2 separate regions of the Mus musculus genome follow, and region 1 is linked to region 2. The links are chromatin loops, found by intact Hi-C in ENCODE. Cell type or tissue: left cerebral cortex. All regions are shown on one strand. Each heading gives the region's core, and the rest is flanking DNA. Links, peaks and the distances in the headings are about the cores only. Region 1 overlaps Taf1 (TATA-box binding protein associated factor 1). Region 2 holds the start of Ogt (O-linked N-acetylglucosamine (GlcNAc) transferase (UDP-N-acetylglucosamine:polypeptide-N-acetylglucosaminyl transferase)).

The links. Peaks named below come from ENCODE experiments on the same cell type or tissue, not always from the same donor. Only the 100,000 strongest peaks of a DNase experiment are listed, where the experiment ranks them.
Region 1: a loop joins it to region 2, with 2.5 times the contacts of the local background. A loop is called at or near these places in 2 of 42 quality-filtered maps.

Annotation. Positions count from the first base shown.
Region 1 is chrX:101,571,167-101,587,189 of GRCm38, forward strand. Taf1 (TATA-box binding protein associated factor 1) reads left to right here. Exons shown (of 39, transcript NM_001290729.1): 29 at 4,219-4,286; 30 at 5,415-5,537; 31 at 7,034-7,126; 32 at 7,206-7,290. Among named protein-coding and RNA genes, the nearest start is that of Taf1, 46 kb to the left of the region's middle. In left cerebral cortex, for the core only: no CTCF peak of the experiment used is centred there; DNase peaks (open chromatin) are centred at 9,789 and 12,847.
Region 2 is chrX:101,633,800-101,649,822 of GRCm38, forward strand. It overlaps Ogt (O-linked N-acetylglucosamine (GlcNAc) transferase (UDP-N-acetylglucosamine:polypeptide-N-acetylglucosaminyl transferase)), which reads left to right and starts at 6,252. Exons shown (of 22, transcript NM_139144.4): 1 at 6,252-6,523; 2 at 9,177-9,357; 3 at 10,148-10,391. The coding sequence starts at 6,487. In left cerebral cortex, for the core only: no CTCF peak of the experiment used is centred there; DNase peaks (open chromatin) are centred at 2,762, 3,184, 5,820, 6,207 and 5 more places; H3K4me3 peaks cover 4,315 bases; H3K27ac peaks cover 3,168 bases.

The DNA of each region.
Region 1 (16,023 bases), core at 5,375-13,374, 60 kb before region 2:
AAAAATAATAAGTAATACCAGCCAGGCTCCTCAACAGATAGAAGCACTAGCTATGTAAGGCTTACAACCTGAGGTCAATTCCTAGAGCCTACAGTGGAAGGTGGAAACTGACTTTTTTGTAAGGGTTTATTTTTATTTTATATATGTGAGTACACTGTTGCTGTCTTCAGACACACCAGAAGAGGGCAATGGATCCCATTACAGATGGTTGTGAACCACCATGTGGTTGCTGGGAATTGAACTCAAGACCTTTGGAAGAGTAGTCAGTGCTCTTATCCGATGAGCCATCTCTGCAGCTCCAGGAACTGACTCATGAAAGTTGTCCTAATCACACACGCCATGGCTTATGGACCCACATTTACATTGTGTGCACGCACACACCAATTGTAATAAATAAAAATAGAAGAGAATTAACATAAAACAAAGCCCCACAGTGGGACGTCTGTAACTCAGTAGTAAAGCACTTAACCAGCACATATTAGGTTCTAGGTTCAGTTTTCAATAGTAGCAAAAATGGCGCACACCTTTAATCCCAGCACTCAGGAGGCAGAGGCAGGCGGATTTCTGAGTTTGAGGCCAGCCTGGTCTACAGAGTGAGTTCCAGGACAGCCAGGGCTACACAGAGAAACCCTGTCTTGAAAAACCAAAAAAAAAAAAAAAAAAAAAAGTTTCTCACAGCCTTAAATCCTTTATTTTTTGATTCATTCTTCTCACTTCCTCACATGTCATTCCTGGTAACAGTGGCATGAAATGTTTTTATTTGGATTGTCTGCCCCCTCACACACACACAGTATTTCAGCTATTGTTTATTCCTTGATACTACCGTCCCTCCCTCTTTGGGACAGGATCTCTACATACCCAAGCTGATCTTGAACTTGCTGTATAGTCCAGACTGGCCTCACACTTGCTATCCAAGTGCTTTGCTCTCTTGACTACTGTGACTACAGAGTTGTAACACCATAGCTAGCTTATTTTCTTTTATGGATAACTTTTAGATATTAAGTTAGTAAATATTTTGGATTTTTTCACTTTAAAACTAACATAAACAGTTGTGAACATTTATGTTTAAACTTTTGTGTAAGACATTTGCTTTCATTTCTCTTTGGTATATGCATAGGAGAGGAATTGCTGAGTTTATAGGGTAGCTTTGACCAGCATCTTGAAAACCTATTATTTTCCCAGTTTCTAGAGTAGCTGTATCACTTTGTAGTTCTACCAGAAATGTAACATGTATTTCATCCTCATTCTGTCTTCTCCTCATCCTCACCAACGCCTGTTAGTCTTTCTATCGTAGTCATCCTAGTTCGTTTCAAGTGGCACATCATGTGTATTTACGTCTCCTTAATGACAGTGAGAGTCTGCATGTACTTAGGATATTACCCACCTTTTCCTTCTTGATGCTCTCTTCTCTCCTTTCCAGGAGTATTTTATATAGCATTTTTTACTTTTATGTGTATGTGTTTGGGTGTATGTACGTGATTGCAAGTAGAGACCGGAGGCTTTGGATCACCCTGAAACTAGAGTTATAAGTGAGCTACCTGATGTAGATACTGGGAATTGGACTGCAAGAGCAGTACACACTTCACCGAGCCGTCTCTCTGGCTCTTATTCTTTTCTTACTACTTCAGCTCCTATATGTCCACTGATGCCCCTATCTTTTGTCTCCATCAATTCAAGGCTTCATAGCTTTGTTTCCAGGTATTTGCTAGACATGACAGTTCTTGTCCTACTAGCAATTCATTATCTGATTGCCTATGTAGATAAATAGTTTTGCTGGCTGCCTAGTTATACAACCTAGAAATTTTAGTCACAATTGATACCATACACCTTTTCTCACACTCATAGCAAAGTCCTCTAAACTATACTATCTGCATTTTTTAACTTGTCCCTTTCCTTTTTGTTACCCTTGCTACTTGGTTAATTGGAGCCCTTGCTATCTCTTGTTTAACCTCTTGCAACAGTTTTCAAATAGTGTTTTTGCTTTAATTCTTCCTATTGTTGAAGTTCACATCCTATATATATATGTGTGTGTATCAAAACTAATTGTGGCCCTGATGAAATGCACTGCAGCATGTTTATATGAATTTGATTAATTACTTCTGTGTCTTTGTTCCTTCTCTCTGGAATGTCTTTCCTATTGTATGCCTGTTGAACTTCTATTCTTTAATGACTAACTAAATGTTAGAACAAGCCTTCCCTACTGCCCCCCAAAGCAGAATTTTTGCTTTCTTTTTTAATATACTAAAGATTGAGCCCAGAACCTCCAGCATGCTAGGCAACTACTCTACCTTTTAGCTATAGGCCAGCCTCCCTTTTAGTTTTTATTTTGGAATGAGGCCTTGCTAAGTTGCACAGGCTAGCCTTGAACTTTTCTTGTAGTCCAGCTTGAATTTAAACTTGCAACCTATGTCTCAGCGTCCTGAGTAGCTAAAATTACCAGCCTGTATCACCAGTCTTGGTTTCCAGTTATCAGATTAGATATACAGGGAAATAGAATATGGTTCATATGCAATCAGTGTATTTCATTTATGCTGATAGGCTTTTTAAAAAAACTTTTATAGAAACTAAGACGAATAAACTTTAGTGTACCTACTCATTGAATTTAACAATCTGTCAGTTTGTGGTGAGTCTTATTTATTATAGATTTTTCTTACTATATCATTTCAGTTATAGATATCTGATAGGATTACACTGTCCTGCAGTGATTTCTTTTCAAGTAATTTTCTTTGACTAATCCAAGATCTTTCTATAATGGAACTATTAATTGTCCTTATATTCCCATCATTGACCTTGTCTTAGACAAGGTATAAAACATTTGAATGAATAATCAAAAGCTGAAATAAATATTAGGGCTGAGGCTCAGGCCCTAGGGGTCACTAACAAGAATTAGATGGAGGAAAATAATCTAGTAAATGATACTGAAAAGAAGTGGCCAGATATTCGAATTAGAGCTGGGTGCTGGTGGGTCAGGCTTTAATCCCAGCACTTGGGAGGAATTTGAGATTAGTCTGGTCTACATAGTAAGTTCCAGGACAACCAAGGCTGCTCAGAGAAACCCTGTTTTATAAAAACAAAAAGAAAAGAAGAAAAAGAAATCCTAGTTAGATAAAAATGTTTTGGGGGTTTCTTTTTAAGTTTGAGATGGTTTCATTATATAGTTTAGGCTACCCTGGATCTCCTAGTCCTATGGTTGAAGCATCTCAAGTGCTGTGATTGATAGGTATGTGTCCCAACTCCCAGCTCAAAATGTTTTAACTGTTCCAAAGATGAGCTTAAATGAAGCAGCTATAAGAAGAGGATGTACAAGAGTGGTCGCTTAGTTCAAGAATTTTCTGAAGCTCTTGGTGAGGATTTCTGGGAAACTGAAATAATAGTCTTTATGCTGAAAATCTGTTTACTAAGCAGAAAAAAAAAAGATGTTCATTGGTCTCTGTTTTGGTTTTTTTTGGGGGGGGTGGTTTTTTTCAAGACGGGGTTTCTTTGTGTAGCCCTGGCTGTCCTGGAACTCACTCTGTAGACCAGGCTGACCTCAAACTCAGAAATCCTCCTGCCTCTGCCTCCCGAGTGCTGGGATTAAAGGCGTCACCACCACGCCCGGCGTTTGTTGGTCTCTCTACCATTCTTAACCACATTGTTCTCCATCCGCAGAATAATTTTCAGCATGTTGAAAGCAGCAATAAAGCTGGATCATGCCTTTACTCCCAGTACTAGGGAGACAGAGAGAGGCAAGTGAATCTCTTAAGTTTTGAGACTAGCCTTGCTACATAGATAGTTCCTGGCTAGCCAGAGCTACATAATGAGACCCTGTCTCAAAAAACAAACAAACAAAAAAAGCAGCTGTAATCCAAGAGAATATGGTCACAAATAAAGAACAGTTAAAAAAATTCATTCATATTGACTACCCATTGCTATATTAGGCACTGAAAAATGGAGTAAAGACTGGTAGTGTCTTTACCTTGTGCACCTACCTGTAATCCCAAGGAGGTGAAGGTGGAAGGATCTGAAGTTGAAGGTCATTCTCAGCTACATAGTGAGTTCAAGACCAGCCTGGGATAAATGAGACTTTGTCTTAGAAACATAAAAAAGAAAAAGACTGCTATATCTACCTCAGTTACTAAGCTGGTGCCTGGGACCTTTTAGGTTCTTTAGTAAATGTATGAAGTGTTGGAAACATGTGGCAACTTTGCTTTATAATGTCTATTTCTTATTCCTCTGTAGGACCAAAGCACTCACTGACTCAGATTTCTCAATCCATGCTGGATCTCTGCGATGAAAAACTCAAAGAGGTAAGAATGAAAGATAAGACAAAGTAGTGGGCATAGTGACACTCACCTAGAATCCTAGCACTTGGGAGTTGGAGACAGGAGGATCAGGATCGTAACATCATACTCAGCTACATATTGAGTTCAGGAAGAGCCTAAGCTAAGGCTTTGACTCAAGACTCAAAATAAATAAGGTTTTTAAAAAATAAATGCTGTGTGGTATATGAAGGTGAAGAATAGTGGAGTTTAGGAACTAGTGTATTTAACAGAAGGAACAGTACCCAAGGGAATGACAAATATTGATGTATTTGAGGGGTAGGGATTTAGAAATTATATAGCACTGTCTTCTATAGACTGGAAAGCCAAATCCAAAGAAGAAAATCCCTTGCTCTGTAATCATGCAGGATATAAAATCCAGAACCTAGTAACTCTAGAAAGAATGATGGAAAATGGCTTCCCAGGAGATCTCCTGTAGCTTACATTGCAGCTCGCTGCCATCCCAGCAAAACAATGAGATACTGACTGCCTTATCTAGCTCAGGCTGGCTTAGAACTCGCTGTGTCTTGAGAGCTGGCTTTAAGAATTAAGGATTCAGACAGTGAGAACACAGAGGATAAGTCAATGAGAACATAAGAGATTTTTGTAGTACACAGACTGAAGTGAATTTGTTTAATTAAGTTTCCTTAAAAGAGTCACTAATCAGGCTGTGGTTATATATTAATGTCAAGTCAACCTGGGTTGCATAGGATACATACCCTGTTAGAAAAACCATTAACTAGTGGTAATGTAGTTCTGTATTCTTGGCATTCATTTTATGTAAAAAAGACAATGTTATAAAAGCCAAATTTGCCAAAAATGTTGTAGCTAAACTGGTGATGTCTTGACCTTTCTATTCTTGGTATTATATAAGCATGGGATGTAGAATATGGGATTTGCTGACATGTTCCTTCGTGATCCTTTAGCCAAAGTATCATTTATCTAGGTTGACCTGAAACCGGATAGTAGATAATTTAGATAATTTAGTAGATAAACTTTTGGGGACTAAAGCCATAGACAGCTAGCTAGACTTTAAATTATCTTTAGTTTTCTGTGAATATCATACTTCATGAAAACTGCTTTCTTTTTTTTTTTTTTTTTTTTGCTTTATTTCAGAAAGAGGATAAGTTGGCACGTTTAGAGAAAGCTATCAACCCCTTGCTTGACGATGATGATCAAGTAGCCTTTTCTTTTATTCTGGATAACATTGTCACTCAGAAAATGATGGCAGTTCCAGATGTAAGTAATTTTCATGCCAAATATTGAGAGGATGGAAAGAAGTGCATAGAGTAAGCATGTGTATATTAAGAGATTAAGATAAATGGGGCGATGGATATCCATAGGAACTGGGATGTAATTTAAATTATCAACCTTTTGCTATGTGAATTTATTATTGTGTAAAAGTAAAGATGCCAAGTGTCTTTGAATATTAAGAGATTTGGTTTTGTTTTGTTTGTTTTTGAGACAGGGTTTCTCTGTATAGCCCTGGCTGTCCTGGAACTCATTCTGTAGACCAGGTGGCCTCGAACTCGGAAGAACTCAGAAATCTACCTGCCTCTGCCTCCCAACTACTGGGATTAAAGGCATGTACCACCACTGCCCGGCTATATTCTTACTTCCTAATGTCAGTATTGAGTATTTCTACACTCTTGAATAGCCTGGGAGAGCAAAGCTGTCAACTAATAGTAGATTCTTGATTTAGAAATGCTCATCTACAAATAACACTTTCAACATTTTTATTGCATTTATTTATTTGTGCATGTTGTGGGGGGAAGCATAAATCATGTTTTGTGTGTGGTCAAAACAACTTGGTATAGGCTGGAGAGATGGCCCAGCAGTTACGAGCACTAACTGCTCTTCCAGAGGTTCTGAGTTCAAATCCCAGCAACCACATGGTGGCCCACAACCATCTGTAATGGGCATCTGATGCTGTCTTCTGCAGTGTCTGAAGATAGCAAAATAAATAAATCTTAAAAAAACAAAAAACAACAACTTGGTAGAGTGTAGTGGTACAACCTTTCATCCCAGCACTTGAGAGGCAAAAAGCAAGTGGACCTCTGAATTTAAGGCAAGCCAGGGCTACACAGTAGGACCCTGTCTTTTTTTTTTTTTAAACCCCTTGCAGAATTGTTAGGCTTCCCTTCTAACCTGTGGGTTCCAGGAATTAAATTCCGGTCAGTGGGCTTGTTGGTAATCACCTCTACCCACTTAGCCATCTAGCCTGTTCACAAAAAAAAAAAACAAAAAACAAAAAAACCCCACAACAATTACTCAATGTTGTTGTCCCTTTTTTGTTTAATTGTTCTTTTTTTTTCAACATTTTATGGTAAGGCTATCATTTATCATACTAGTTCTGTGGACCATTTTATATATTGGTCCCCCCAGAAATTCTGAATTAAATTTTCTGTTGCATATAGTCATAATGATCTATGTCTACAGTATTAAAATTTTTTCAAGATAGAACTGTGGAATAAGCAATTTTATTCTAGTTTGCAAAACTTAGTCTTTAACACAGAAATAAGATTTTAGTTGTAAGTTTAGAGGAGGGATTCTCACTTTATCTGGATGTAAGAATCCTTAGTGAGATCCTGAAATTATAATTTTGCGTGCAGATTCATATTTTTGTGGAACGAGTCTATACTTTTCATCAGAAATATTTATAACTCAATGAAAATTGGACCTCTTTGTTATAAGTAATGGTTTTCACTTGACTTCCTGTGCTTTCTTTTTACTAGTCTTGGCCATTTCATCACCCAGTTAATAAGAAATTTGTTCCAGATTATTACAAAGTGATTGTCAGTCCAATGGATTTGGAGACTATACGTAAGGTGAGTGATTTTTTTTTTATGATCAGTGGCTTTTTATAATATTTTTGTATGTGTAGCTGAGTGCCTGTTTTTATCATAGAATATCTCCAAGCACAAATACCAGAGTCGAGAGAGCTTTCTAGACGACGTAAACCTGATTCTGGCCAACAGTGTTAAGTACAATGGTGGGTATTTATGTTTTTTCCTCTATCATGAGTTTTATGTATCCAACATTAATTTACATTACTAAAATTTTAAGGCTTAAGCAGGTTTGAGCAGTGATAGCTAAATCAAGTAACTTAGTTTACTTTTTTAAAATTTTGTTTCTACATTTATGTATTTGTGCTATCCTTGTGTGCTTTTGGAGGTTAGGGGACAACTCAGAGAATTGGTTCTCTGTTTCCACCATGTGGGTTCGAACCTAGATTGTCAGGTTCAGGGCTGAACCATTTAATCTGCTCAGTTTTTAAAGTAGGTATATATTTTAGTGTGTGTTCTGTAAGGATCACTATTAAAGAATCATGGAAATCAGTCTATCCTTTCTTTTGAAATCGTGTAAAGCATAGGAAAATGAGGCATTAATGAAAATCAAATGGATGTTCCCTGTCCTTTGAGTCATCACTGTGTTTCTATAAGCTTTGAAAAGCTATATCCCAAAGTTCTATGGAGCTGAGGCTGAAGTGTGTAGCTGGCTATATAGACCATGGCAAACTTTGCTGTATGTAATTTTGCTCAGCACCTGAACCAATGGAATAATGTGTGCTAAACACTTTGCTAGCTGCTTTAACTTCTGATAATAAGGATGGTCTCTGTGTTCAAGTACTTTATACTTCAGTTGATATAAACAAAACACATCTTGACAAGGGCTATAAATAGAAAGGTATACAAAAGGCGTTACTGGAAAAACAATACTCTAATCTGAGGGCTAGGAAAAACTTCATAAATTAGTAAAAGTTAAAGATTTTTTGTTTTTGAGACATGGTCTCATGTATTATAGGCTGACCTTGAACCTGCTCTACACATGAGTTCATCTTCCTGCTCTCACCTCTCATGTTTGTGGGGCACCAAGCATGGCTAAGACATTTATTTATTTTATTTATTTATTTATTTATTTATTTATTTTTAAATTTTTGAGACAAGAATCTCACTCTGTAGCCCTGCCTGGCCTGGAACTCACTATGTAGACCTCATAGAGACTGGCCTGTCTTCTGCCACCACACTCAATCCAAAAAATTATTATAATTTAAAAACGTTTTAAATGGCCAGGTGTGTGGAAGACAGAAGAAGATGGGTCTCTGTGAATTCGAGGCCAGCCTGGTCTATATAGTGAGTCCAGAACAGCCAGGGCTCAGTTAAACAGAGAAATCCTGTCTTGAAACAAACCAACAAAAAAAACCCTGTAATATTTATATTTTAATTATGTGTCGGTGTGCATGTGAGGAGGCCAGAAGGGAGCATGAGATCCCCTAGAGCTGGAGTTAGAAGTGAATGTGAGGTGCCTGACATGGATGCTGGAAACTGAAGTCAGGTCTTTCAAGAGCAGCAAATGTTCTTAACCATTTGAGTCATCTTTCTAGCCTCAGGAATTTGTTTTTTAACTGAGTCTTAAGGGATGCTCACTATCATGGTTAATTTCTGAGCATCTTCTATGCTGAACAATAGTGAAGAGGAAAAGGATGATGAAGTTCCAGATAGCCAAATAGATGGAAAAGTACAAGTAAGTTTGGCTTGAGTATAGGGTGATGGCTAGGTTTGACTATAAAAAACAAGGGGAGGGGCTGGTGAGATGGCTCAGTGGGTAAGAGCACCCGACTGCTCTTCCGAAGGTCAGAAGTTCAAATCCCAGCAACCACATGGTGGCTCACAACCATCCGTAATGAGATCTGACTCCCTCTTCTGGTGTGTCTAAAGACAGCTACAGTGTACTTACATATAATAAATAAATAAATCTTTAAAAAAAAAAAAAAACAAGGGGAATATAACTGACGTTCAAAGGCCAAGTAAGTCACACTAAACCAGTGGAGAGGAGAGGGATAGAGTTTTAGTAAATACCATTTGGGAAGTTATCAAATAATAAAGTGGAGGGGAATGAGATTTGGAGACTAGTAAAGAAACTCTTAACAGTTCCCATGTTGAAAAACAAAACTTAATAGCCTGGACAGTTAAGAAGCAGCAGCAAAAAAGGCCTGGCATGGTTACACATGCCTTTAACCCTAGCACTCAGGAGACAATGGCAGGCAGTGAGTTCAAGGATAGCCTAGTTGGTCTACATGGTAAGTCCTAGGATAGCCAGGGCTCCAAAGAGAGACTCTGTTTCACAAAAACCAAAACGATATGGGCAATGGTGGTACATGCCTTTGATCCCAGCACTGGGGAGGCAGAAGCAGATAAACCTCTGTGAGTTTGAGGACAGCCAGGGCTACACAGAAGATATTGTCTCGAATAACAGAGAGAGAGAGAGAGAGAGAGAGAGAGAGAGAGAGAGAGAGAGAGAGAGAGAGAGAGAGAGAGATATTATATAGATAGTAAGAAAGCAAAATTGATACTTCATAATTGGACCATGACTGATACCTTTATAAAATGCTCTGTGTGTTTGTGTTTTAAGTGGGACATTACAGTTGGACTATACAAGGAAAGCCTTGTGGGCCAAGTGTGGTGACTCACACTGTTAATTCTAGCACTCAGGAAGCAAAGACAATTAGATCACAAGTCTTTTTGAGTTCTACATAGAGTTCTAGGCCAGCCAGAATTACATAGTGAGACCCTATCTCAAAAGCAAACTTCAAAGAGACAATGTTAGAGATTGTCTAGGATATGTCTCAATAGAATGGAGATATAAACTATTTAACATGAAGTTTTGCACTGACTTTTGTTTTAGGGCTTTTTTTTTTTTTGAGATGCAGCCGGGTGTTGGTGGCACACGCCTTTTATCCCAGCACTCCGGAGGCAGAGGCAGGTGGATTTCTGAGTTCGAGGCCAGCCTGGTCTACAAAGTGAGTTCCAGGTCAGCCAGGGCTACACAGAGAAACCCTGTCTTGAAAAAAACAAAAACAAAACAAAAAAACCCATCCCATTATCCAGTTTTCATTTCATTTTAACTCCTTCATATATGCCACATTATATACAAGACTATTTCCATAGAATTTAAAATTTTCATTCTGCTTTAATGATAGCCATGTTTCTTTGAATATGCAGTATTTCTCCATCTTTTCATTTCCCATTCATGTTTCAAAAAGAGCTTTTTGATTTTGCTTTTGAGATAGTCTTGCTATGTTGCTCAGGCTAACCTCAAATTGGTCATCTTCCTCAAGTTCCTCAGTGCTAGGATTGTACAGTTTTATGCCTCTGTATCCAGCTTTTTACTCCAATATAGCTTCTACTGTGCCAAGTATATCCTAAGTGAACAAGATCACATAATTCCCCTTGATAATAGGCCATTTATAGTCCTTATCTTAATCTTACTCCAAGAGTTAGTCACTTCTTTGAAACTGTACTGTGATGACAGATGTCTTCCCTTTTAAACCTTTTCATGCCTTTTTAGTCTCCTTGCTGAATATTCTTACTCATATATTTCAACTACCATCTCTTTCTTGATGACAGTATTCTAGACAAAGATTTATGCCTCCAACCACCTGCTTAAAATTGTTCTTTTTAAAAAATCATGACTACATGTCTGTGTAACATGTGCATGCAGTATCTACAAAGGCCAGAGAGGACATCAGATTCTCTGGGCTAGAGAGAGAGGTGGGGAGGAAGGAAGGGAGGAAAGAGATCATGTGGATGCTGGTCCTCTGCAAGAGCATCCAGTGTTCTTAACTATTGAGCCACCTCTCGGGCCTTATAAAATAAATATTAGAAAGAAAGGCCAATGGGCCAAAGGGCACAGCGCCTGGAAAGTGAGGTGGTGCTGTAGAATGACAAGGAAGAAGTCCATCTCAAGTATAAGAAAGCTGCTAAAATCAGGTCTAGGGAGTTGGGTTTCGAAGTGTTTCATTACTTATTGAATAAAGGCTCAATGAGCATTCCTTGTCACTCTTTATCAGTGGTTCCTTAAATACACTTTTGTAGTACTGTATGCGTTATTGAAATTTGAAGTTTGGGCTGGGCATAATTTTGGATGGCAGCATAACTTTAATCCCAACACACTATAAGCAGAGGTAGGCAGATCTCTGAGAGTTTGAGGCCAGCATGATGGTGTGTTCCAGGCCAGACCAGCTAGAGTTACATAGTGAATTCTATCTCATTGTATAGCCCTGGCTAGCCTGGAGTAGCCTATGTAGCTACCCTATGTAGCCACTATACCTATTTTAGTGTTTAAGGGGCTGGTGAGATGGTTAAGAGCACTGAGGAGCTCTTGAGTTCCAGGCCAGCAAGGGCTATATGTAGGACCTTGTCTCCAACAATAAAAACAAACCTAGGTCATAATAGCCTCTTTTTTTAAAAAAAAAAATGCCATTTTGTTTGTTGAAGACAGGGTCTCACTTTGTAGTCTTGGCTGGCCTTAAACTCATGAAGACCTACATGCTTCTGCCTCCTGCATGCTGTAATTAAAAGCATATGCTACTACATTCAGCTTAATCAATTGAAGAAATGATTATGTAGACAGGTGAGCCTCTGCTTCCTAAGTGTTGGTATTGTTTTCTTCATGTATGAGTGTGATACTTATAGGAGAGGGTTATCTCTAGTATGGTAGAAATAGCATTAAGGGAACTGTAAGCCTAGGAGTGATAGCAAAGCTGTTTACTTAGTGAACAGGTAGTTGTCTTTGTAATTTTACAGCTATCTGGCAGTAATAATGCTTGTTTGCTTCTTGTTACATCACTGCAAATACAGGAAAAAAGAATTGTTCTAACTGGGCGTGGTGGCCCACACCTTTAATCCCAGCACTCGGGAGGCAGAGGCAGGCAGATTTCTGAGTTTGAGGCCAGCCTGGTCTACAAAGTGAGTTCCAGGACAGCCAGAACTATACAGAGAAACCCTGTCTCGAAAAACAAAACAACAAAAAAAAAGACTTTTTTTAAATCTTAAATAACATTCTGTTTTCCTAAAGCAGTCATTAAATTTCTACTATTTAAGAACATGATTCGGGCTGGTGAGATGGCTCAGTGGGTAAGAGCACCCGACTGCTCTTCCGAAGGTCCAGAGTTCAAATCCCAGCAACCACATGGTGGCTCACAACCATCTGTAACGAGATCTGATTCCCTCTTCTGGAGTGTCTGAAGACAGCTACAATGTACTTACATATAATAAATAAATAAATCTTTAAAAAAAAAAAAAAAAAAAAAAGAACATGATTCTCTAAGCTCTGCAAATCCTTATTTAATTGGGTAAACTCTGAGTAAATACATTTTTTTTCAGTAAGACAGTTTCGGTCCCTCTGGCCATGATTTAATAAAAAAGTGAAATATACTCACAGGTTTTCTTTCTTCTTCTTTTTCTTTTTCTTTTTCTTTTCCTCCTCCTCTTCCTCTCTCTCTCTTCCTTCTCCTCCTTCTTCTTCTACTTTTTCTTTTCTTCTTCTTCTTTGCTAGTAAGTAACTTAATCTGTTGGGTAGAATGATAATTTATATTAATTTACCTTTCCTGGTAATTATGGCACCATTCTGGAAACAACTAGTGTGTTTGTGTGTGTTTCCTTGTAAGGTCTAGGAAACTGGAATTCTATTTCTGTTTAATTCTCCCTCCCAGCAGCCTCAACACTTTGTTCCCAGAGAGGCCCCATTACCTTTGTATGTCTATCTTTTTTTCCCTACAGCTCGTCAGCATACTTTTAGTAAGTTCCTAGTGTATTTTTAGGTTTATGGAGGTGGATGTAGACCTTGGGATAATTTTATTCTACCCAGAAAAAAGATACATACAGAATTTTGTTCAGGATGTTTGTGAATCTCTTTGCTTCATTACTTCTTCATTCAAGAATTGCTGCTAAGATAACAGTAAGAAAAATGTCTGGGTATGTGTATATACTTAACAGTGGTTTACCCAACTCTAGCATATTTCATTATAAAGACTTAAATGCTAATTTTCTTACATAGTAACAAAATGGAATTAAATATCTGGAAACAAACTTGTGAACATAGGTTGTCTAAAACCAGCAGCAGTTACAGATAGCCTGTGATAAAAACATAAGCAAGGGATAGCATTTGTAATTTTCTTTTTATATTCTAGAGGCATTATTTATTAGTGAATATTTCTTTAGAGGTATTGCTTTCAAAGGAAGTAGGAAGAGATGTTTTCAAAATGATTTCCAGAGAGAAACACTACAAACGTGTAAAACTAATTGCCTTCATATTAAAATTGGCATGTTAAGAATTTGATCTGTGTTTATATGTTCAAACTGAAAAACACTAAAGGCTGAATTTCTAGTCCATGTCCTTGTAGGCATAAGAGCCAGTATACAGAAACTGGTGTTATATTAGTTCATTTTAAGGAGGTCTGTAGCCTCTCTGTAGCTTTGATTTGTCTGTATCATTACATAACCACCACATGAAGCTTGTTCATCTGCTTATGTACAGACACAGGCTAGAAGGGATTTGATATCCTTTTCTCTCATTCTCTGCATCTTCCTTTGAGGCAGGTTCTCCTCCTGAACCTGCAACCTGGTCTTGCTAGGCATGACGCCAGCAAGCCCCAGCAGTACTCCTGTGTCTGTTCTGCTCAAATCTGGGGAATGCTCAGAGTATTATGCATATACTGGGATCTGACTCTAGTCTTCATGATTGCAGAGTAAGTGCTCTTAAGCACTGAGCCAGCATTCTGGATCTACAATAAATTTTGATTAAGTCAGAGTCTCACTGGGTGGCGGTGGTGTACACCTAGAGGTAGGGGCAGGTGGTTCTCTGAGTTCAAGGCCAAACTGTTCTGTAGAGTGAGTTCCAGGAAAGCCAGGGCTATACAGGGAAACCCTGTCTTGGGGAACAGGGGCAAGTGTCTTGCTTTATAGGCTGGGCAAGAACTTGTAATTATCCTGCCTCAATCTCCCAAAGTGCTGAAATTACAGGCTTAAGCCACCATGCATGGCTTGCCTGAGAACCTTTGCATGTAGTCTCCTTTCTGTCAATATTTTGAATATCAAACTACTGATTGATTAGAACTAGGAGATAAAAAAACAAAGACAAAAAAAAACAAAACAAAAAAACAAGGTAGGCATAGCGGTACATGCACTTGGGAGGAAGAGGCAGGTGGGCTTCTGAGTTTGAGGCCTGGTCTTTAGAGCAAGTTCCAGGAGCCAGGCTACAGAGAAATCCTGTCTTTAAAAACACAAACAAACAAAAACCAAAACTAGGAGATCAAAAATCCAGAAACAAGCTATAGCTGTACTTTGTATATGTTGGGGGTGAGGCTAGGTGAGACAGTATCTTGGTGTTACAAGTTGTACTGGCCTCCTGCCTTAGCCTCTGTAGTACTTAGATAAAAGGTCAGTGCCACTACACTGTTCTTAATCATGTATGTCCTTAATATTTTAGTGATTGGCTTAAGCTCTCTTTTTGGTTTATTTGTGCCTGGCATAAGGATACATCCTCATCATCCGTTTTGTTTTTTGAGACAGTGTTTCTCTGTGTAGCCCTAGCTTGTCCTAGAACTTGCTCTGAGACTGTGGCCTCAAACCCACACAGATATGCCTGCCTGTCTCCCAAGTTCTGGGATTAAAGGCGTATGCCACCACTGCTCAGTGAATTTTATTTTATTTTATTTTGCATATTTTGTGTGTGGGGGGGTAGTAAAGATAGAACCTAGAGCTTTGCACATGCCAGGAAAGTACTCTACCATCAAAATATATTCCCAACACTGTCTGATTTTTTTCTAAAGTTTTAAAAACTGTTTTTATTCATGTTTCTGGTATGTATATGAGAGAGAGAGAGAGAGAGAGAGAGAGAGAGAGAGAGAGAGAGAGAGAGAAGAGAAAATGAATATGGGTACCCTTAGGGGCCAAAAGAGGACATTGGATCTCCTAAAACAAGTGACTATGAGCCACCTGATGTGGGCACTTAGATCAGAACTGGGGTTCTCCGTAAGAGCAGAAAGCATTCTTAACTACTGAGCTATCTCTAACCTTTAGATTTTGGATATAAGATAGAAGGTCTCTAACTGTTACATGCCAGCCTCAAATTTAACTATAGTCCAGGTTAGCCTGGAGTTGATGATCTGCTGCTTTATCCTCCCCAGCGCTGAGATGAAGGCGCTATCATGTGTGGCTCCATTTCACATATTTTAGAATAGATTATGTATGCTTAGGGGATGTTTTACTTGAAAATGACTCATCTTTTAGCTTATTTTATTTGTATGAATGTTTTGTGCTGTATATGTCTCTATATCACATGCTATGCCTGGTTCCCAAGGAGGTCAGAGAGGGTGTCGGATCTTCTGGAACTGGAGTTAAAGATGGTTGTGGACCACCATGTGAGTGTTGGAAAATGCCTAGGAATCCTCTACAAGAACAAATGCTCTTACCTGTTGAGCCCTCTCCCCAGCCCCTGAAAAGGCCTTTGTTATCCGTGTAATGGCTTATAATAATTATAGTAGTTATGGCTAGAAAGCTTTACAGGTATGTATGGTATACTTTTTGTGGTGCTAGAGACTAAACCCAGGGCCTTGTGTGTGATAGGTAAACTATCCTACTAAGCTCTATCTCTAGTCTTCCTCCCCCAAAATGGTATACTTTTATTATTATATCATGGTAAGCAATAGGTAAATTTCTTTTTTCTTTTTTTTTTTTTTTTTTTTTTTTTTTGGTTTTTCGAGACAGGGTTTCTCTGTATAGCCCTGGCTGTCCTGGAACTCACTCTGTAGACCAGGCTGGCCTTGAACTCAGAAATCCGCCTGCCTCTGCCTCCCGAGTGCTGGGATTAAAGGCGTGCCCTACCACGCCCGGCTAATAGGTAAATTTCATGGATTACATCTGTGAAAGCTTTTCTTATTGT
Region 2 (16,023 bases), core at 2,542-10,541:
ATTGTCTCGGCCTGTAGAGTGGCTGGGCTGTAGGCACAGTCTTCTGAACCCCTAGGTAAAGTTTCTTGGGGGGCAATTCATGTTGTTGTTCTGTGATGGGCTCATTTGTTTCAGTTTAACGCAGAAAAGGCAACATTAGCTCCTTTGTTGGCATACATTTAAAATAATATCGTTTGAGATGACATCTTACCAGGGCTGGCCTGTAACTCACTAGAAGGCCCGGCTGGCCTTGAACTTGCAATTCTGGCTGCTTCTCTGTCCTTTACTGCTGGAATCATTGATCCTTCTTATACTGGCAAGATTTAAAAATGTAGAGCTACTTTAAAAAATGCACAAAACATAGATGAAAATGAAAGTACAGAGAAGTTCAACTTCTCAAAGTGGGTTATTTATTTTTGAGACTGAATCTGTGTAGCCCAGGCTGGCTTCCAACACTCTTCATAGCTGAAGGCCCTGAAGGCCTTGACCTCCTGATCCTCCTGCCTCTGTCTCCTAAGTACTGAGATTACAAGTAAGTACTAACATTCTCTGTTTATTTTTAAATTTAATGTAGTTAATGAATTAATTAATATTTGGTCTTTCAAGACAGGTTTCCTCTGTCTAGCTCTGGCTGTCCTGGAACTCACTCAGTAAACCAGGCTGGCCTTGAACTCAGAGATCCACCTGCCTCTGCCTCCTGAGTGCTGGCATCAAAAGTGTGTGTCACCACTGCCCAGCTATGCTCTGTTTATTAAAAACACTCAGGAGGTAGAGGCAGGAAGATCTTTGAGTTCAAGGCCAGCCTGATTGATATTCAGAGCTAGTTCTAGGATAGCCAGGACTACACAGAAAAACCCTGTCTCAACAAACAAACAACCAACCCCTCCCCCCCAAAACAAAAACAAACAATAGCTTGGCATGGTGGCACAAGTCTTTAATCTCAGTACTGGGAAGATCTCTGAGTTTGAGGCAAATCAGGGCTACACAGCAAGGACTACATAGAGAAATCCTGTCTCAAAATATATAAATAAATATGGCTACTTAAAAGAGACAATGTTGGCCAGATAGTGGTGGCACATGCCTTTAATCCCAGCACTTGGGAGGCAGAAGCAGGCAGGTTTCTGAGTTCGAGGCCAGCCTGGTCTACAGAATGAGTTCCAGTTCCAGGATAGCCATAGCTATACAGAGAAACCCTGTCTCGAAAAACGAGAGAGAGAGAGAGAGAGAGAGAGAGAGAGAGAGAGAGAGAGGAAAGAGAGAATTTTTGTTGTTGTTATTTCTTTTTTTTATTGGATATTTTCTTTATTTACACTTCAAATGTTATCCCCTTTCGTAGTTTCCCCGAGAGGATGTTTTCTTTTCGCACAGAGTTTATATATATATATCCAATTTGGAATAAAGTTTACTTTTTTTTTTACATTTCATTTTTTATTAGATATTTTTTCAGTTACATTTCAAATGCTATCCCCAAAGCCCCCTATACCCTTCCCCAATCCTGCTCCCCTACCCACCCACTCTCTCTTCCCGGCCCTGGCATTCCCCTGTACTGGGGCATATGATCTTCGCAAGACCAAGGGCCAAAAGAGACAATATTTATTTAGTTTAAAATTTTTATTCAACTTCTGGCTGGATACCCATGAAATGTGCTTTCAACAAATTAAAAAAAATCATGGTAGAGGAGCAGAGGACTAGGAGAACTAAAGGAGAATATAGTGATCTGTATCATTTGTTCTGCACATTCCAGAAGGATAGTCTACACTTCTAATATTGTAAGACTTTCCTTCTTAAAGAGCCAAAACAGCTGCCTGGGTATGATGGCACATACCTTTATTCCCAGCACTTGGGAGACAGAGGGAGTTGGAGTTCCAGGCTAGCCTGGTCTACAGAGTGATTTCCAGGACAGTCAGGGCTACACAGAGAGAACAGGTCTCAGGAAAAATAAAAAAGAGCCAAAAACATCAAAGCAATGTGTCCCTCAATACATTGATTAAAATTTCACATCTATAACTGAAATAGTTACAGCAGCAAAAGCTTTCTAGAGCACTGAAAGTTTGTTACCTCGGCTTCAATCTCTTTTTCTTAACCACGAAGTGAAGGGTGCAGAGTTTTCACCCATAATCTTTCAGCAGTGCTAGAAAGTCCTTCACTTTGTTCGGTAAGGTAGATTTGGAAATAAGTCTATTAGGGTATGTGGACATTATGCAAATAGCACATGAATGGTGATATTGCATTGGTCAATCTAACAGGGGAAATTGTACATTCAAACAAAGTAGGTCTTGAATAACAAAAAGCTCTATTTCTAGAGCCCCTTGTTGAATGTTCAATTAGATCAACCAATTGTCTTTCTACATCTGGTTGTTCATGACAGCCAAATCTGCCTTTTGAGTGTTCCAGTCTACTGGGAAGTGCTTACCATGGACAAGAAAAACAAAAAAAACAAAAAACAAAACAAAAACAAAAACAAAAACAAAAAACAATGCTTATTAGAGCCACCCAGAAAGAACAACAACAAAAGATCTAGCACCTGAGCTATTGTCTGTCTTCCAGTGTGATTTGTCCCCACTCCTATCCTTTTCTTTGCAAGTTTCTTTCAGCCCCTTGGAAGGCTTCTCAGTATCATGTGATCACCCTTCTCCACTAAAATCACAGGAAGAGGCAGAGTCAGGATCAAAACCAAAAGGCTAGGATCTACTTTCAGGCATAGATTCTGGGCTGGAGAGCCCTCAGAGCCTCTTTGGATTTGCTTATTCTGCATTGGAGGTAGTGGGAGGTAGATTAGTGGGATAGCATGACTCACTTCAGGGCTCTGCAAGAAAAGTCTTGTTGGTGCAAATAAGTATACCATGATCCTCTTTTTGAGGGAAGAGTTACTCCCACTTGAGAAGAATCAGGAAGATAACTGAGCGGACAATAGCCTCTTATCCATAAACACAGAAAATAGTACCACAGGCTCATAGCCATAAGGAGAAGACTCAGTCTCTTATTTTGAGATCCAGAGCTCCTTAGTGGATTTATTTAGTTCTCTCCCCTGCTCCCCCCTCCCGCGCTCCCCCCCCCCCTTTGTAAACAGTTTCAGGCTGTAGACTGTGAACATCTTTTTTTGGACAACATTACGTGGTAGACTGGGATTGGAAGGACAAATCAAGGTTTTGACTTCTCACTTTTTGTTTTGTTCTCTTTTTGAAGAGGATCCCACATTGTAGCGCAGCCTAATCTGGAACTCATTTACGTAGCCCTGGGTGGAGCCAGGAGGATCACCTCAACGTCCCAAGTGCTGAAATTCCAGGCCCTAAGGACCAAGATCAGGTTCAGCTTTCCTTTCATTTTGATGTGCCTTATCATAGAGGTTATAGATCAAGAAAGCAAGTGATGATTAAAGAGGGAGGGGGACCTAACTGGCCTTTGAGTCCTGATATCTTTATTTTTCTCAAATCTTTAAAGCCTACTGGCGCCAGAGAGGAAAAGTACTCCCCCTGGGCTGAGCTCCAGAGGGTGCCTTCCTAGGCCTCTCTCGGCTTTTGTTTTGCAGAGCAGTTTCCCAATGTATCTCTAAGGCTTTAGACATTACAGCTGTGTTGGTTTTTCCTCCCTGTTTTCACTGTTGTTTTTCCAGCTGGCTACTGTTTTCAGCCCAGCAGCCACCAAGTAAGAAATTCTCAGTTCCCAAGTTCACTGGCTATGTTGGTTATACGACCACAAACCAGTTTGGTTTTCTTTAATCTTATTCCAAGTTGAAAAAGAAAAAAAAAAAATGGGGGAGGCCAGTGAGGTGGCTCAGGAGGCAAAGGAGCTTGTTGTTCGAGCCTTCAGTCCCCAAATGTGGAGAGAATCCTACAAAGTTTTCCTTTGACTTCCACACGCATACCGTCGCATTCACACTGTGGCACACTCCCCACCCCCCATAACAATAATAAATACACTACAATATTTTTGGAAGTTTTTTTCTTCCTTTCTGGGAGGATTTCAAGACCAGTTTTCTTTCTTGTGACTGGGTACCGAATCCAAGGGGCTCTCTCCACGCATCTAGAGAGCCTGCGGTGCAGTGTCAATGCATTCTGTTCAGCTTCATTTATCTTTTGGGACAATCTTCCAGTGACTGCAGCTGGGTGCACATCTCCAGCGCTTGCTCATGGCATTGCTTCAAAAAGGATGCTTTAAATGAACAGACTCCAGGGGGATGCTACAGGATAGATAGGAAACTGTTGCACGGTAAATGGTGTTAGAGTAGTGGAGTTTGGAATTAGAATGGAAGCAGTTGATGTATTTTACAAAGGACTACAAATTTCAAATTGCTGCATAAAAAAGGAAAAGAGAAAAAGAGTAACTAGAAGAAAAAAAATGAAAGGAGCACAGAAGCACCCCACTCCCCGCATTGCCCAGTACCAGCCTCTGTCTTCAGACCCCCTCTAGTCTGAGGTTCCCTTTCCAGACAATAGATCAAATGGGCTTCATTAAAATAACCCTCGGTATTCTTATTAAGCAGCATTTTGGGTCTACCTAAGCATATTGGAACTCCTTGAGGGCAAAGAGTTTGTCTTTTTCATTTTATGTTTGCCACAGTGCCTCGGATATAGAGATTTTAGTAAATGTTAATTTGTTGGCTGAAGAAGTTAGGCTTGACTGGTAAATCCCTGGAACCAAACCTCCAAGATCCTATTATTGGAGGCTCCTGGACCAATTCCTTGAAGGAGTTTTCCTTCCTGAGCTACATGAGCCTCACAATCCAATTTTTTCATAGCAGCGTGAGACTCCTTTCAGATGAGGGAACCCCAGATCAGTTTTCTATGAGTCAAATAGCTGTCCGACTGGGAGCATGACCTGACATTTAACGACTTTTTACTTAATTAACTATCACGCACTAATCAAGAAGGCCTAAACATCTGCTAGTAGAATCTGAGTTGCCTTTCTTAATGAGGAAAAGCTGAGTTCTTTCAACAAAGGTGGATCACTTGGTGGGTTTGGGGCTTGCCAGGTGTATCAAATGAAAAGATAAGGCCAATCAATATCCAGGAGAGTTTGAATGGCAAGCTTTCTTTTTTACTACATGTTGTGGTTCTGTGGGGCAGAAGAAATGAACAATATTATCAACTTTTTCTGCACTCATAATCCAAAGTTCATAGGTTGTTTGGCAATCTCAAGAAACTGAAACAGCCTTTGAGGATTTGTTTTTTATTTCACCAAGGAGCTAGACAGCAAACATTTTTACACAAGCTCACTAATTTTTCCTAGATCAAAGAGTTTTGAAACGGAAAGACTCTAAGAGAGCTAACTGTAGTCCCCAGTGGCTTGTAATAATCACTTAGTGACGTGTCTTAAAACTGTCAAGGAACAAGGCAGGAAATATAAATTAATAACAATGTGACAAAAATGTCCAAACACTGGGCTTGAAACCGTAAGAGGATCCAAAGAGCTGTTTTGTCAAAGGAAGGCAATTGGAAATTCATTGTAGTTGTGTGGTTTAGGAAGAAGGCAAAGGAACACAGTTTGCTTTGTTGAATTGCCTTAAGCTCCAAGGCATTTGCAGTCCTTAATGATTCTGACGAAACAAGGTCACAATTCAGGATCAGGAATTTTGAGGAAAAAGGCATCCTCTTTAACATTTCTGTGGTTGCTTTTGACATGCAAACTCCTAGCATTTACCCTGTTACCATCCCGAATCTCACAAACGATTTTGAATTTTAGGGTTATATGGTTCAAATCGAACACATTTGGGTTCACTCAGCTCAGGGAGACTGTCCGTTTTTCTCATCAAAGTACTTAAATTCATGGGTGGAGTCTGAATCAAAAAGCATTCAAATCGAACCGGCTCCCCCATTGTTTTGAACAGCCCCGTCTCTGAAACGCAAATATTCGCGTTTACTTGCTTAGAACTAACACGTTGGTCGTGTAAACTACCCTTTTCTGTTGAATGGAGTTAATTAAACTTTTCTAGACGCTCTGACATTCTAACATCGACATCACTGACCAGGTAGTAGACTCGTACTTTAGCGCTTGCCAAAAAAAAAAAAAAAAAAAAAAAAAAAAAAAGTAATCGACGGGCGTTTTTTGCCCTTCCGCCTTGCTCTTAAAAACTTGCTGGCTCTTGCCCCATAGGGAGCCCTTAACCCGGAGTTGCCTAGACAGGGTTGTCGCATGCGCTCTCTACAGTCATGTTTGTCGCAATGGACCTTGGGCGGAAGGTTACGTAAGAGCAAATGACTTTGATTACAGTCACTTGGTCGGTAGTCTTGTTACGCGCTACCTCCGCGGGGTACTTGATTATAACAGAAAGTAGTTCCGGCTTGTGTTGTTTCGGTCGAGGAGCCCTCGCCGCCATTTCAAGACAGTGAGAGGTAGATGTCTACCAAGAGTTCCTAAGATTCGAGTTCAGTATTCTGTGCCGCCCCCTGAGCCCTTCAAAACACTGATACGGCTGCTGCCTTTTTTCTGCTACTTCTAGAACCATTCTTGTCAGTAGTGGCGGCAGTAGAAGTCAATTACCCCTTGTTCTATCTCAAGAAGCTCCAGATGGCGTCTTCCGTGGGCAACGTGGCCGACAGTACAGGTACTAGTGTCCCATTCTACTCTGGCAGACGTCCCTTTGGGGTCTGGCGCCGTCTTGTATCTTTCATTACTTCCCTCTGACCATCCCCATTACATCAGTGGCATTACTGAGCTCTCGAGTTCTACTGCTATCTGATCGGGTTTGGTGCTGCCGTCCGTTCGTAAACATTCTCTAGTTGCTTGCTTGCATTTTGCTTGCTTTGGGGGCTTTTTCGTTGTTGCTTTATCCCATCAGTGTTGTAGCCTTCTCTCTCGGGACGAATCTATAGCACACGTGCGCGCTTAGTGTGTCTTGGAATGGGCTGCATTGGAATCTCTGCAATTTCTGTCTCCCGTCGCAACTGTTTTCTCCCTCAATTTCAGCCCGTCGCTCCCTCCCGTGCGCTTCCACCTCCTCCCCAAAGCCCCTTTCCCTTAGCCACATTTGGTCCTCCTTTGCCAGGCTAGGGCGGGGATGCTATTTCGGTGTAATCCTAGCCTCACTTTGCATCAGGCATGACTAGCGAAGGCTCCTCGGTGTGCTTCCAAGTAGCACCAAGAAGAGCTACTTGAGCCCGCACCCCGCCGGGGCAGCGCCTTGTGTTCTTGGGTTGAGCGGCCCCGATTTAGGTTGGAAATTTCCAGGGGTTCTCTTAGCCATCACCCAATTGCACCCGCTGCCCCAGTACGGAGTTTCCTACCCTGGTCAGCCCTCCCTGCTTGTTGCAACCACACCCTTCCTCTGCGAACGTGCCAGCCCGACAGTCGTTTCTTATCCTCAGGGAAGAAACCACCTCGGTGTGTTGCTTGGCGGCGACCACCCTGCCCGCCCTCCTAATTCTCTTTCTTTGTGTTACTTTCTCTATGTATTCCTCCGCCATGGCCTCTGGGTTTTCATCCCCATTCTTTAGCCCAGTATCTCTTTATCCATAGGGTGTGCATTATTATTTCTTTTTTAAGTTTCCATCCTTGCTTGAAGAGTTTGTAAAGCAACTGGAGTGTAGCTGCACAAGTGCAAAGCGGTTGCCTCTTTTCAACGATGCATCTCCAAGCCTTTGCTACAGAAAATAAGAAAACAACCAAATTGTAGGAGTGTCCTTCAACTGCCTTTCCAGATTGAGGCTGTTTGGGGCGGGAGGGGATGGGGAACCAGGCTGCAGCTCTAAGGTTCCCGAGAGGTTATTGTTTCTCAGTGTCTAGGTTTTAGTTGACGATTTTGAATATTGTGAGATAAATAGATGACTCTAAAATAGTATCTCATCCTTAATAGATGGGAATGGGATCAAGATTTCCACCTTTCTGTTTCCCCATCATGATTTTCAAAAATGTAAGATTCTGTCGTAGGTTTTTGTAAGAACTTGCTCTTTTCTGACTGTTAACTTTATTTGAAGAAATGGTCATTTCCAGTATTAAAAGAGCAGATATGTGACTTTGGAAAGTGATAGGTAATGTGCTAAATTTAGGAGCTAGAAAGTGCTACGTTCTTGTCTAACATGTAATTTTCTAGTTGATCTTCTAGCTCCAACCTCAGATTTGGACACAAATATTTTTGGTCTTTGTTTTTGTGGTTAGCTGTGCAGAAATTGCTCTGGTATGGGAAAGCCTGGCTCAAATTTGAGCTTGTCCCCATGACCTTGGTTAAAATTAAGTACCAGGTCTGTGGTTTCCCATTCTAATCTCTAGAGTGTTATCCTTGAATTCCTAATAATGAATTATTGTGGAGATAAATGTTTACAGCCGAGCCTTAGGCGAGCACCTGGATTTTGGCTTTTATTATGTTAACTAAATCAAGTCCTTCAGAACAAAAGCATTTTTTGTTATTTATTATATTTTATCCCGTGTTTTATATTATTGCAGCATTTAAAAGCTTTTCCAATTGTAGATTGTTGCCTGGTTATTGAATAGGGTTGTTTTTAATGTCTTAGTACTTCTGTGAGAGCCATGAACACAGCAGAAAATGTAAGGCAGCGTGGGTGGGATTTAGCTAATTTGGGCTCCTGAGTCCTCTCCAGAAGAGGAACAACGTTTGGGTTTTTTGTTTAAAATGTTTGGCGAACCCATTATGAAATGCTTTAGCCCTTGACTGCTAAGTCATCTTGTTTATCAGCTGCTTGCTTTAAAAGTAACTCTTTGGCTTTCAGCCGGTTTCTTTAGGCTGGCTCTTTTTAAAAAAGAAAGCTGTAAAACTCACAAACATCAATATAAAGAGTTAAAGAGACACCTGGTGTCCCCACCCACACCGAGAGAGTTAGAATACACTCCACCTTGAAATGTGAGATGAAGTATTGTTAAGCGATAGGTTATTCTGACAATAAATCCTTGTAACTTCTGCAGATTTCATGTTTAATGTTTTGTGTCAGTATACTAAGTTTAGTGATTTTAGTGAATCTTCCTATGATTTGTAAGAAAAAGTACAAAATGTAAGAAAGGAATCTTTTCTGGAAGTCAATATTACTATGGGGTTTAGAAAAGGAAGCATTAACAATGGGCAGATTTGAAAGAGATCAATTCTGTAGACTGGGTTTTAAATAAAATGCAGAACACTCTGGTGCTTTACATAGTTTCAAGCATTTTCATCTTTAAGTTTAATTTACCATATTTTTACATTTTTTGGTTTGCATTTCTAACTTTTGTTTTCCCCCCTCCTTCCCTCAAATGTTTTGATGATTCTCCAGAACCAACGAAACGTATGCTTTCCTTCCAAGGGTTAGCTGAGTTGGCACATCGAGAATATCAGGCAGGAGATTTTGAGGCAGCTGAGAGACACTGCATGCAGCTCTGGAGACAAGAGCCTGACAATACTGGTGTTCTTTTATTACTTTCATCTATACACTTCCAGTGTCGAAGGCTGGACAGGTAGGAGATGCCGGGGTAACCTGCCTCTTGGTGCTGAGCTTAAAAATGCTAATTAAATATCTGAACTTCAGAGTTTTCCAGTGCTGGGTTTCATCTGAGCCACCAACGCAACATGTGCGCTCTTGTTCACTTTTGACATGCCTGGTTGCTAGTTTTCCCCCGTTTTGCGGGGGTGAACATATCATCAGTATGACTAGGGTCTTTTCCCCCAGATTTTGTCACTTGAGGATATTCTTTTCAGGTAATTATTCTTAGTGTACATCTGAGCATCCAGACCTGTCAGCTTGAGGGACTCTGGTAGGAGGGGCATATGTAGCTCAGATTGGAAATACCCTTATTAAATTGTTGTTGCTTTTAGCTAATTAATTGAATTAATGAAAAGAGAAGAATTTGTGCTATGGATATCTTAGTAAATTATCATTTTGGCACATTTAACATGAAGATGTGTGTTTTTAAATCTTTTTTTTTTCTGAAACAGGGTTGTGTCTTTAAATCTTGCCAACAAATGGAAAATGAGACTCATATGCTTTTTATTTTTAATCTTAATGATGTTATACAATGTGGCAGTTTGGTAGTAGATTTTAATAAGAATTTTCATACATAAGAACCAGCTTTCTTATATGAAATGTGGATACTGTAACCTTAGGAAAGTTTTAGTTTTCAAACTTTTTTCTGCTGTTTGCTAGTTAAAGGATAATGTTCCATAGCACAAGATTTTCCATTGCATATGAGCCATGCCTCCTTTTCTCTGACATGCATATCCATGCATCAACACTTTTTATTTTTCCAGATCTGCTCATTTTAGCACCTTGGCAATTAAACAGAATCCCCTTCTAGCAGAAGCCTATTCGAATTTGGGAAATGTGTACAAGGAAAGAGGGCAGTTGCAGGAAGCAATCGAGCATTATCGACATGCCTTGCGGCTGAAGCCTGATTTCATTGATGGTTATATTAACCTGGCAGCAGCCTTGGTAGCAGCAGGTGACATGGAAGGAGCAGTACAAGCCTATGTCTCTGCTCTTCAGTACAATCCTGTAAGTAAACGTTTATTAGTTGCTTTCCTTTCACAGCACTCCAGAAAACAAACAAGCATCGTTTGATACTTCAGATAATAGGGGTTTTTTTCATGAAAGTCAAGAGTTGAGAGAGATGTTTATATACTTGAAATGATGAAATAGCTTTGACTTAGTCTGCATGACATCAAAAAAAAATCGATTCTATTTAGGAAGTTAAAAAGCATAAAAATGCCGGGCGGTGGTGGCGCATGCCTTTAATCCCAGCACTTGGGAGGCAGAGGCAAGCGGATTTCTGAGTTCAAGGCCAGCCTGGTCTACAAAGTGAGTTCCAGGACAGCCAAGGCTACACAGAGAAACCCTGTCTCGAAAAAACAAAACAAAACAAAAGCATAAAAATTATCCTTACCAAAAAGTCTGACCAGTTATTTCTAATGCTAATTAAAACTTAACACACGTGATTTTTTTTTTTTTTTAAAGATTTATTTATTATTTTATGTAAGTACACTGTAGCTGTCTTCAGACACACCAGAAGAGGGAGTCAGATCTTGTTATGGATGGTTGTGAGCCACCATGTGGTTGCTGGGATTTGAACTCTGGACCTTTGGAAGAGCAGTCAGGTGCTCCTACCCACTGAGCCATCTCACCAGCCCGTGATTTTTTTTTTAAGATTTATTTTATATCTAAGGACACTGTAGCTGTCTTCAGACACACCAGAAGAGGGCGTCAGGTCTTATTACAGATGGTTGTGAGCCACCATGTGGTTTCTGGGATTTGAACTCAGGACCTTCAGAAGAACAGTCGGTGTTCTTACCCGCCGAGCCATCTATCTCTCCAGCCCCATACGTGATGGGTTTGTGTGTGTGTGCTGTTTTAATGAACTTGGATAAATTCTGATGGGTATTTATAGCAGTTAGTTGATTTTTAGGAATGATGGATAAAAGGTCTTAATCTGTAATATAAAATTTTTTAAAGGTGCTAGAATATTAGTAACTACAAAACGTTCTGAATACCTCCCCTCAGTATAGTCACAAGTAATAGAATTAAGACAATTACAGATCTAGACCAGACTTTGAATTAGCTCTTCAATTTTTTTAAAGTCTAAGTTACATGTGTTTTCGTGGAGAACAAGTATTAGAGTCTGTGAAAGATCAAAATATAGTGTGTAAAACAAAACAAAACAAAAGAAAAATTTAAAAAGCTACAGGATGTAAAAATTGCCCTGGAAACTGTTGATGGTAATGAAGGGAAGGTGGCTGTAAGCTTTTAAGAGGTAAGTAGTAGGGGTGGGGGATGGGTCTTGGCATGCACTTGAGTTAAGTTGACATTGAGCATGGAATCACCCTCGAAGTGCTTAATGATTAACTGCCATTATTGAAAGTCTTCTACAAGCTCAGACACTGCTGCTTCAGATAAATGTCCTCTGAGTCTTTACCATGATCCTTTGGTGAGGATGGCATTATTTCTAGTTTTGCCAATATAAAATCCCCAGTAGGCTTTGGGTTATGTAAGGTTTTTGAGATCACATAGCTAGCTAGCAATGGAGAAGTGGATGTTGAAACTTGAAGTTGAATTATCAAAGCAAATGTTGACATGAATGAAAAATGAAAGCTAAAAAGGGCCTTCTTTGCCCCAAAGCAGCCATTGAGCACAGCCTGGAAACCATTAGACATATAAGCCTGCCTCTTGACTCTAATTTTATAGTTTAGGAAACTGAAGCTTATTTTAGTAGTTTGCCAAAACTCTGTGATCATTTTTCATCTTAATAACTTTTTAGTAATCATTTTGAAAGTTAATTTTGAAAATTAAATTCTATTGTTTTATTTCAAAAAAGAAGATTAAAAAATCACTGTGGAATGCTATTTTAACTTTCTAGATGTTCTGTATAGAGCTTGAGTCAGGGCAAGCACTCATTTGAGTGGCTACCTTTAGTTCAGCTAAATGGCGCTTTTTTTTTATTTGTGAGTTCATTATAATAAACACTTTTTATTCATTGCTTTTTGATCTAGTGAGAAATTGCATAGACTTGGAGATAATTAGAGCAATTTCTCGTGTGTTCTTTCAGAGATATTCAGTGTATATTTGAACTTAGAATGTATTTGTAATTAGTTTTAGGCAGCTAACCTTGAATGTGTTGCCTGTGGGGTTTGGACTTAATTCTTCCTAAGGCACAAGCCTTTCTCTTGTGTGCCCAGTTGTCACAGGATAGTACATTCTTTTCCTTTAGTAATCAGGTTTTTTTGTTTGTTTGTTTTTTGAGACACGGTTTCTCTGTGTAGCCCTGGCTGTCCTGGAACTCACTCTGTAGACCAGGCTGGCCTCAATCTCAAGAGATCTGCCTGCCTCTGCCCCCCAAGTGCTGGGATCAAAGGCATGTGCCACCACGCCCAGCTTCACGGTTTTGTTTTTCCTTTACCTCTTGACTTTGTAAACTTCAGCTTGACTTCTCTTGTATAGTTGTAATCTTGGTTAAGTTAACTCTGTTAATTTATTTTGAGAGGGGATCTTTCAAATAGGTCTCTGTTAGTCAGGTTGGCCTCCAACTCACCAAGTAGCTGAGGGTGACCTTGAACAAGGTAGCTCTCCCGGCCCTCTTCCCCAGGGCTGAGATTATCGAGCGTCACACCCAGTTTATGTGGTACTGTAGATAGAACCCAGGACTTTGTTGCACAGTAGATAAGAACTTTTCCACCAGAGCTAGATCCCTAGGGCCCTGGCTCAGGTTTTTCGTTGCCTGTCTGTGTGGTAGAGCAGTTAACTTTGTTGACAATATAACACAGGATTATATTGAGAAGGGAAAATTAAAGTGAGAGAGGAAGCCGTACTACTTTGTAAATATATGCTATGTATAGTTTATGTTATTAAATATCTGACCTATTAATGAAACAGTGTACAGAGAGGTGCTTCTTTATTTCGCTGTTCTTCACAATAATAATGAAGGTGGGGTTCCGTGAACTCTCTGGATCTCACCGAAATGCACCACAGTGGTTGTGTTTAAAGTTTTCACATATCTAATCCTAACTAGATGAAACTTCGTATCAAGTGCCCGTTACCAGCTCAGTGCTGCCTGGGTTTTGAGTGTTTCTTACAGTGTGTTCTTTGTGCTTTATGCATTGATACTCTGGTATGGGCTGGAATCGGTGGTGCTGTTTACAGTCTGAAAATTAAAGAAACTCAGGTTATTTTGGTTCTGTAGAAGTGAAAAATTAAAGCGTCAGGCTCATTTTACTGGTTTTCAGCAGTGCTTCTTTTGTAAGTTTATAGATGAACCAAGGTAAAAGCTAGTTTGTGACTTGATTATAGAAGTTAGAGCTGTTTCATTTTTTTTTTCATATTTGGAACTGCCTTCTGTAATGCTTTATGGCTTAATAGATTTGCTGAAACTTTAGCTTGTCATATTTTAAGGTGCTGTTTCTTCTGGTGTTCTCTTAGAATTGCCCGTACTTGGCAATTCCTTTACAAATTATGCATACATTTCTTTGTGTGATAGCTGTGAGCCTGAATTGCTGTTGCTAAGCTGTTGAGAAGCTGTTTCTGCTTTGATGGTAGACACACTGTGCTGAGAGCCGCTGCCATCCCACTGTGTAGTAGTATCCTGTTGGTTTTTTTTGTTGCCAGAGTCCTAGCTAGCTAATGGTGAGGAAACCTTTCATTGCTACTTGTCTCCACTCTGCTTTTTGTTAAGGTTGTTTGGCTAGGGTCACATTGGAATATTCCAGTGCCGATTGTTGTGTCCGAAGCTTGGGGAGAGATTGGAGAATGTGTTCTGGAGGGGTTATCATGTGAGACAGACCTGACCCATGAAGGAGAAAAAGGATGAAAACTCCTTGGGTGATTATTGTTGGAGAGTATTAATCAGAAGGTTCCCTTGAGAGGCTGCTAAGAACCTAAGCATTCTGTAGGATGGTAAACAGTAAGTAGACTCACCAGGCTCAAGTGCCGAGTCAAGTAACGAGGAGTGAGTGTAGTAGAGCAGAGTCGATTGGAAGATCTCAAAAAGAATAGAGGCTGTGGAGTTTGTTTTTTGCTTTTTGTTTTTTTTTTTCGAGACAGGGTTTCTCTGTGTAGCCCTGGCTGTCCTGGAACTCACTCTGTAGACCAGGCTGGCCTCGAACTCAGAAATCCACCTGCCTCTACCTCCCAAGTGCTGGGGTTAAAGGCGTGTGCCACCGCTGCCCGGCACAGCTGTGGAGTTTGAGTTTAATTTGAGAGGCAGTTGAGAAGCACTGTAGGTTCTTACTGGCCTGGTTTTCCTCTATGTGTACATATGTAGAGGAATGTTAAGGGGGTCCAAGAGGTGGAACATTAAGAGGAAAATTGGGAAGCACTTATATTAGGGAGGGATAATTTCTGATTCTTTCTTTACCTTCACACATACTGGGTTTTTCCTTGTTTTTGATACCCTGTTCCTTTTTTTTGTTTTGTTTTGTTTTTGTTTTTTTGAGACAGGGTTTCTCTGTATAGCCCTGGCTGTCCTGGAACTCCCTTTGATACCCTGTTCCTTTGTTAAGTCTCTACTCAGCTATGAAGGCCCAGCTTAAATCTCTCCTTTGAATGTGTTTAATTTATTTTCCTTGGTATTAGGTATATTATTAAATCAAGGTTTTCATGAAAGTTACTAAGGATGGGCAGAACAAGCCAGGTTTAGGAAAGTGATTCTCTTAGTATTATTTTGATTTGACAGATAAAGCTGAATCTGATGCAGAGTTCTGAATGGATTCTTTTTGAGAATTGTAGCTTTCTTATATTTATTACATGTATGTATGCACATGAATGAATGTCTAGATTTGGTTTTCATGGTTATGTTTACTTTGGTTTTTAAAATACTGTTATGTGTATGTGTGTTATATCTGTGGACATGACTGTAGTGTTCTTGGAGGCTGGAAGGAGGTGTCAGATAACCTGGACCTGGAATACTAGACAATTTATAGCTGCCTTATATGGCTGCTAAGAATTGAACTCAGTCCCCTGGAAGAGCAGCATGTGCTAGTAACCATTGAGCCATTCTGCCAGTCCTGTTTTGCTGTTTTTGAGACTGATTCTCACTTAGTGTAAGCTAGCCTTGAACTGATTATATAACTGAGAATGACCTTGAATTTGTGATTATCCTGCTCCCATGTGCTGGGATTATTGACAAGTGCCACCATGCCAATTGAAAGATAGTTATTTTGTTTGTATTTGTAATACCAGGGATCAAACTCAGGGCACGTGTTCTGCCCTGGGGCTCTACTTCTTTCAGCCACTCTACCCTTTTACTTAATAGGACATGTTTTGCCTTTTCTTTTCTTTCTTTTTTTAAGACATTCTAATATCTTTTATATATATATATATATATATATATATATTTATTTATTTATTAGGTATTTTCCTCATTTACATTTCCAATGCTATCCCAAAAGTCCCCCATGCCCTCCCCCCCACTCCCCTACCCACCCACTCCCACTTTTTGGCCCTGGCGTTCCCCTGTACTGGGGCATATAAAGTTTGCAAGTCCAATGGGTCTCTCTTTCTGTTGATGGCCGACTAGGCCATCTATGTTTTGCCTTTTCTTAAAGTGGACTTACTATTTTACTGTAACCTTGAAGGTATTTATATTCTCATCTTTTTACAGCTCTGAAGAGCAAACATGGGGCCTTTGGCATGCTAGTTAATT